Regions from separate parts of the Homo sapiens genome. Here region 2 is linked to region 1. The links are chromatin loops, found by intact Hi-C in ENCODE. Cell type or tissue: pancreas. All regions are shown on one strand. Each heading gives the region's core, and the rest is flanking DNA. Links, peaks and the distances in the headings are about the cores only.

Region 1 (2,898 bases), core at 127-2,626:
TTTGTCAGGGTCCAAAAAAGAGAAATTCCACCCACTTTAATATCTCAAAAGTCTTAATTCTGGAAGTTCCTTCTGATGTCTCAAAAAGTCTATATCTTACCCCACCCCCACCTTTTTCCCTCTGCAATCCTCACTCTGCTCTTGGCTCTCTGGGATGCTGACCACCACCCAGACAAAGATCCAGCTGTGAACAGAGGCCTTGGTTCCCCTGCCTGAAGAGAGAGGCTCCCCCAAAGCCCCCTCCTGCGTCCCTTTGCAAAAGGAAATTGGATCTTAGGGACCAGCGGTGTGTGAGATGGGCGAGGCCCTGCATGCTGTTGTGAAGATATCCTGGTAGTCCGTCTTCTGAAGGAGGCCAGGCGGGGGCGAGTGACAGGCGGTGAGGCCGACGGAACCGGCCTGAAGTCGGCATTTTTAGCACCGGGGGAGCCATCCCTCCCTGTGCATTCTCCACCCACCTCCACCTCATTTTCTTCCTTCCTTTAGGACCATGACCTCCCTCTCCTAGCCATGCCTCATTCATCTGTCCCACCACACTCCCCACACTGTTCTCTGCACAGAGTTGGTGGTTGGTAGACATCTATTGAGTGAAACAGGCCTTTCCAGTGCTTTTTGCAGAAGGTCAAAGCGTACTTGGTATCTTGGAGACTCAGGTCAGGTCAGAGTAGATCTTACTTCCACTTCCTGAAAAAGAACCAAAAGAATCACACACACACACACACACACACACACACACACACACACAGCCCTGGAGGCCAGCCCCTTTAGATGACAGCAGCTCCAAAGCACTCTCAAATTCCCACAGAATTCAGGTCTGTGAACATTTTGGAAGACCCTGGGAAGGGCCAGGCTGGAAGAGGATGAAGCCCTAGGTGCCTCAGGGAGAGGGGACGGAGGGTGTGAGTGCTGTGCTCACAAAGGTTTCTACACCAACAGTGCCCTCCACCCAGGAGAAGAACACGTCCTGCACTCCACAGAGGCTCTTAGCAACCTCCTACCCTACAGTGGACAGCCCTGTATCAGGCAACTAGCCTGTGGCTTCTAGATCTAAATATTTCAGAGCATCTACTGCAGCACAACAGCTCTCTGGACATTCTGTTTCCTTGGGTGGCACAGCCGGGCTGTCTCCACTTATGGCACCACATCCTACTTCAAGAGGAAATCTTGAGGCTTCATGGGGGCAGCTCGCCTGCTTATTGGTGATGGGGAAATGATGGGGGCAACAGTGGAGCAGGCCCAGAGCTGGGAATCTGGAGGTGCTGCTTCCATCCCAGCTTCACTAACAAGTCCCCCAACCCCCGCCCTCCCATACACAAGTCACCCTTGGCCTCTGTCTTCTACCAGCCAAAGAGGCAGGTAGACCATTTGGCTCTGATAGCTCTTCTGGTATCCCCACATTCCGGTGACCGTACTGAACCAAGACTGAGGAAAGTCCTCCTTAATAGGATATGCAGGCACATCTGTGGACACGCCCATAGTCACAAGCCCGAGTCTGGGAAAGTACAGGAGTAGACCGGCATTCCCTGCCTCTTTCCCTTCCCCAAGGCCTCCAGGCAGCCACCCTGGGGCTACAGTCTGAGGACGGGTCCAGGCCGTCCTCCGTCTCACAGTCTGAGGACGGGTGAGCCCTGGGGAGGGGCGAGCTTGGTGCTTGGGGACCCTGGAATCCCGTAGCTGGCCTGAGGCCCTCCTGCCCCTGTGCGCGCTGTGGCTGCTCCAGAAAGCCTGGGAAACAGCGGGGCCAGGAGCACCCTTATCAGGCTGGAACTCAGGGTCCTCCTGGGGAAGGAGGGGTATCCAAATGGCCTCCAGTCCCCCGGTGCTGCTACCAGGCAGGCCCCCTCCCTCTTCGTGCCCCCTCCCCACACGTACAACAGGCCGGAGCTGATGCTGAACAAAGCGCCGCTGCAGGGGTACCGGTTGTTTTACATATGATTTGAATATTGTTTCTTTCAAGTCAAAATAGCACAGCAAGCCCCTCCCCACCCAGGCCTCTTCCTTAGCTCTCATTTGTTGCCCTGAAGGGCGTGCAACCCTTGCCGCATCCAGCCGGCCCAGGTGGCCCAGCGGGGGACACAGGGAGCTGCTGGGTGCCCAGGGCGGGCCTGCTCAGCGGTGTTAACGGTGCGGCCCCCTTTCTCCTGCCCACAGGTCCTCCATGTGAATCAATCCCATGATGCAACATGCCTCCCCAGCCCCCGCTCTGACGATGATGGCCACGCAGAATGTCCCGCCCCCACCCTACCAGGACAGCCCACAGGTGAGTGCGCAGGGGCCGCTGCCTCCCACCACGGGGGAGGGAGTGTGGTGGCCTTAGAGCCCCAGCTGCAGGCTGGGACATTCCAGGGGCCGACGGGCAGAGCCAGGCCTCCCGCAATCACGTCCTGGTGGCACTCCGGGCTCTTTCCCGTCAGCCTGGGGAGCGAGAGCCCTGCAAACACAGACCCCGAGGGCAGTCACCAGGTTCAGACCCCAGGAGCTAGGACTGGAAGCTAGATTAGTGGCCACAGTCCTGGCCTCCACCCCATCCATCAGACAGCAGACAAGCGCAGCCAAGCCCCTTTGCTGTGACTGGGGCAAAATCCACAGTGGGGGAGACCCAGGTACCGGATGTGAGCGGAACCGCCCTCTGAGTGTTTGAGAAACTTCACACTCAGAGGTTTCTGAGTGCCAGGCCCCCCATTCTCGGGTCACTTGGGCCCTTTTGTCCTCCTCTGCCTGCCTGTCGGGAGAATCTCTGTTCTCTTCAGAACTCTTCTGGGCTTCTACTTTTAAAAAGCCAAGATTCTTTCTGCACACCCCGCAACCCTTTCCTTCTGGTCCCCAGCTTCCATCCCTCAGATCAGACACAGCCGCCCCCCAAGATCTTCTGCGCTCCCCACCCCGATTGCCTCTCCT
Region 2 (2,898 bases), core at 280-2,779, 280 kb before region 1:
AAAGGTGATAGACTCTGCTTTTCCAATGAGCAAAAAGATGTAAGGAATGAAACCAGCTTTTGCCCGATTCCCAAGTCCTTGCTGTTTTCTCTTATAGACATCAACTCCCTGACATCCACCACCTGGGTTCCCCCGTGATGCTGCTATGTCCCTGGGAGTGGCTGGCAGGATGAAAAAGGCCCAGGGAACTGGCCTTGAGCCTCAGTGAGGAAGCCTGTCTGCGCTTCCCACCAAAACCTACAGGGCACAGCCCTGGGTCTTCACCTGGCTTAGGCTGGCTGGGGTTCAGAGCTGCCGACCTGGGAACTCCCGCTCTCTTCAGTGGCTTCCCATCACCTTCAGAGATAGCCTAAATGCCACAGTTTGGCACCTGAGGCCCTGCGCCACGCCACCTGAGGCCCCTGCCCTTCCCAGCCAGCTCTGCTTCTCTGCTTGGCTCAGTTTCACCCTACAGATACCCCCACTGAGGCGGAGTTCCCCAAACAGGTAGTGTCATTTCACACCTCCGTGCCTTCGTGCACGCTGCTTCCTCTCCCTGGCAGTCCTCCCTGCCCCAGCTGTGGTTGACTTGGCCTCGTCCTGCTTGTTTTTGAAGCCTCAGCTCCAGGAATCCTTTCCCGACACTGCTCCCTCCTGCTGGCTCGGAGTCTCTCCTCTGTGTCATCTCTGTAAGAGAGAGACATCACACCAGGTCTAACTGTCTCCCTGCTGACCTGTGCGCCCAGGCAGGTGGAGATTCCGCTCACGGATTCTCTTGCTAGTGCTGGATTGTAGCATGGTGCCTGGTACAGGATGGGCACAGGGATGCATGGGAGAGCAGCCTCGCTTCAGCCGAAGGGAATCAAGATGTTAGAAATGGGCACAGCTCCTCCTACTGAGGTTGTCGGGGACAGAACTCCAGGCAAAAGGGCCATGGAGCAGATAAGGAAGAACACCTGGGGCCACAAGCAGGGGAGTCGGGGAGGGCGGGCTGGAGTTGACACAGTGCAGTTGGGGGAGTGGGGTGGGAGGGGAAAGGGTGCTGGCAGCAGGCTGTGCCTCTGGGTCCCCATTGGCTCTGACCAGCCCTGGGAGGGCTCAGCATGAGTGTGGAGGTGCAGTCTGGCTTCCTAGTCAACACCAGGCTACGGAGCCAGCAAGGGCTTCACTGCCGAGCCTGCAATGAAAGAACAGTCATAGCTGGGGCCCCAGTGGGGCCTTGGGTCCCTGAGGATCTTTCAGACACTGAAAGGATCTGATTTGTCACCATGGTCAGTGGCCAAACATCATGGCAGAGGCCCTGGCACATCCAAGTGGTCATGAAGGCTGGTCCTGCTGCCTGGGGGGCCTTACCGGCAGTATAACCAGGGACCTGGGGACTGGGGGAGAGTCATGCTGTGTTCTCTTATCTTGTGGGACAGCTGGGACTGATACTAGCGCAATGTGTAACTGATGAGGAAACCAGAGGCAAAAAAAAGGCTTAGGGATTCACGGGAGGTTACACAGGCAATTAGTGAGAGGTGCCACGCAAAGCTTCCCGCCTCTCCCTGAACCAGGTGCGTCCCAGGCGGGGCTTGGTGGCTGCTATCTGTAGGACTGCAGGGTTCTTCCATCCATTGCTCTTTGCAGAAGGCCAGCTGGGCACCCTCTTCAAAGTCTCTCAGAGGATTTCCCTCAGATTCTAGAAGTCCCCGAACTAAGAGTCATGAGCCATATGGCAACAGGTGGAACCCGGAAAACATTGTTGCCACAAGCTTGCCTATGTCAGTCACTGTGACAGGCACTTGGAGTAGCCCCAGCTTCCCTAGACAACTTGAGTCCCTAGAGGACCTCTGTGACCCACATGTGTGCCTTTGGGAACCGGTGGCCAGAGAGGCCGGGGCGTGGAGCTGCCTGCATTCCAGACTACACTGTTGCACCTTCATGCTGGATGGGATGGAAAGGCACTGAAAGCGTTTTAGCAGAGCTGTGGAGGGGCAGGAGCAACTTCAGTCTCTCAAGAAGACAGACAGGAAGCTCGATCCAGGGGCAAAGTGAGAAGGAGCCTCGTAGCCCAAGCCCAATTCAGCCTTCGCTGAAATGCCCCTTTGTTTCCCAAGTGGTAGTGGGTGTTGCTTCATGCCACATTTGGGGGAATTGGGTCTGGGGTGTGGAGGAGGATTCCTAGGCCGAGGGAGCATCCAGTGTCCTGCCCTTGGGCTCTTGGAGCCAGGACAGAAAGGGCTTCAGGAGCCCTCCCACCCTTTTTCCTGACCCTTCTCCATGAAGTCTTCAGTGAGCCCTGGGTCTCGCCTAACTCCTGGCCCCTTCTCCTGGACTGGGGCTCCACTCTGAGGCCTATTTTCCATGCATGTCCTGGCTCCTGGCTGCGGCGAGGAAGCAGATAGTGACTCAGCAGGGCTCTGGGGCCCTTCCCCAGGCCTCAGGCTTGGGGAGCGGCCGGGGCACAGTGGAAAAGCTGAGTGCCACCCGCCTGCACTGTTCTTTCCATCCCGGGCCAGGGCATGGGATGAGACGTGAGGGGTGAGAAAGAGCACGTGTGTGAGCCACAGATGGAAAGAATGGGCTCTGTCCAGTGGGATGGACGGACTGGGACTAAGAAGAGGGCTGGGGTCTGTCACCACCTGTCCCACTGCCACTTCCTTTCCAACTACCGCCTGCCTGAAGGAGGTGCTGTGTCTGCCCTGTTCGAAGCTTCAGAGGAGTGTCAACCTCACTTTAAAAACAGACCCTTCTCCCGACTGTCTCCCTCCTACCCCCATCATTTTAGACATGTGAAAACCACTCAAACTCCCTGCCCCCACCTCTGCCACACACATGCACACACACACAGGCGCCCTGACCTCAGGGAGGTCGACAAAAAGCAGAGGTGCTGCCAGCTGGTCAGAGCAGGCGGAGGTGCTTCTTGTGGGCTGGGGC

The links. Hi-C counts contacts between places; a loop is a spot of excess contacts. Peaks named below come from ENCODE experiments on the same cell type or tissue, not always from the same donor. Only the 100,000 strongest peaks of a DNase experiment are listed, where the experiment ranks them.
Region 2: it touches region 1 in a loop (2.2-fold over the local background); 2 of 110 quality-filtered maps call a loop at or near these places.

Annotation. Positions count from the first base shown.
Region 1 is chr11:125,349,133-125,352,030 of GRCh38, forward strand. It overlaps PKNOX2 (PBX/knotted 1 homeobox 2), which reads left to right. Exons shown (of 13, transcript NM_001382323.2): 4 at 2,152-2,260. The coding sequence starts at 2,174. Among named protein-coding and RNA genes, the nearest start is that of PKNOX2-AS1, 84 kb to the left of the region's middle. RefSeq lists enhancers at 293-835, 1,491-2,154, 2,155-2,816. In pancreas, for the core only: no CTCF peak of the experiment used is centred there; DNase peaks (open chromatin) are centred at 1,647 and 2,126.
Region 2 is chr11:125,073,624-125,076,521 of GRCh38, forward strand. All of the region lies in intron 1 of SLC37A2 (solute carrier family 37 member 2), which reads left to right. Among named protein-coding and RNA genes, the nearest start is that of SLC37A2, 12 kb to the left of the region's middle. In pancreas, for the core only: no CTCF peak of the experiment used is centred there; no DNase peak of the experiment used is centred there.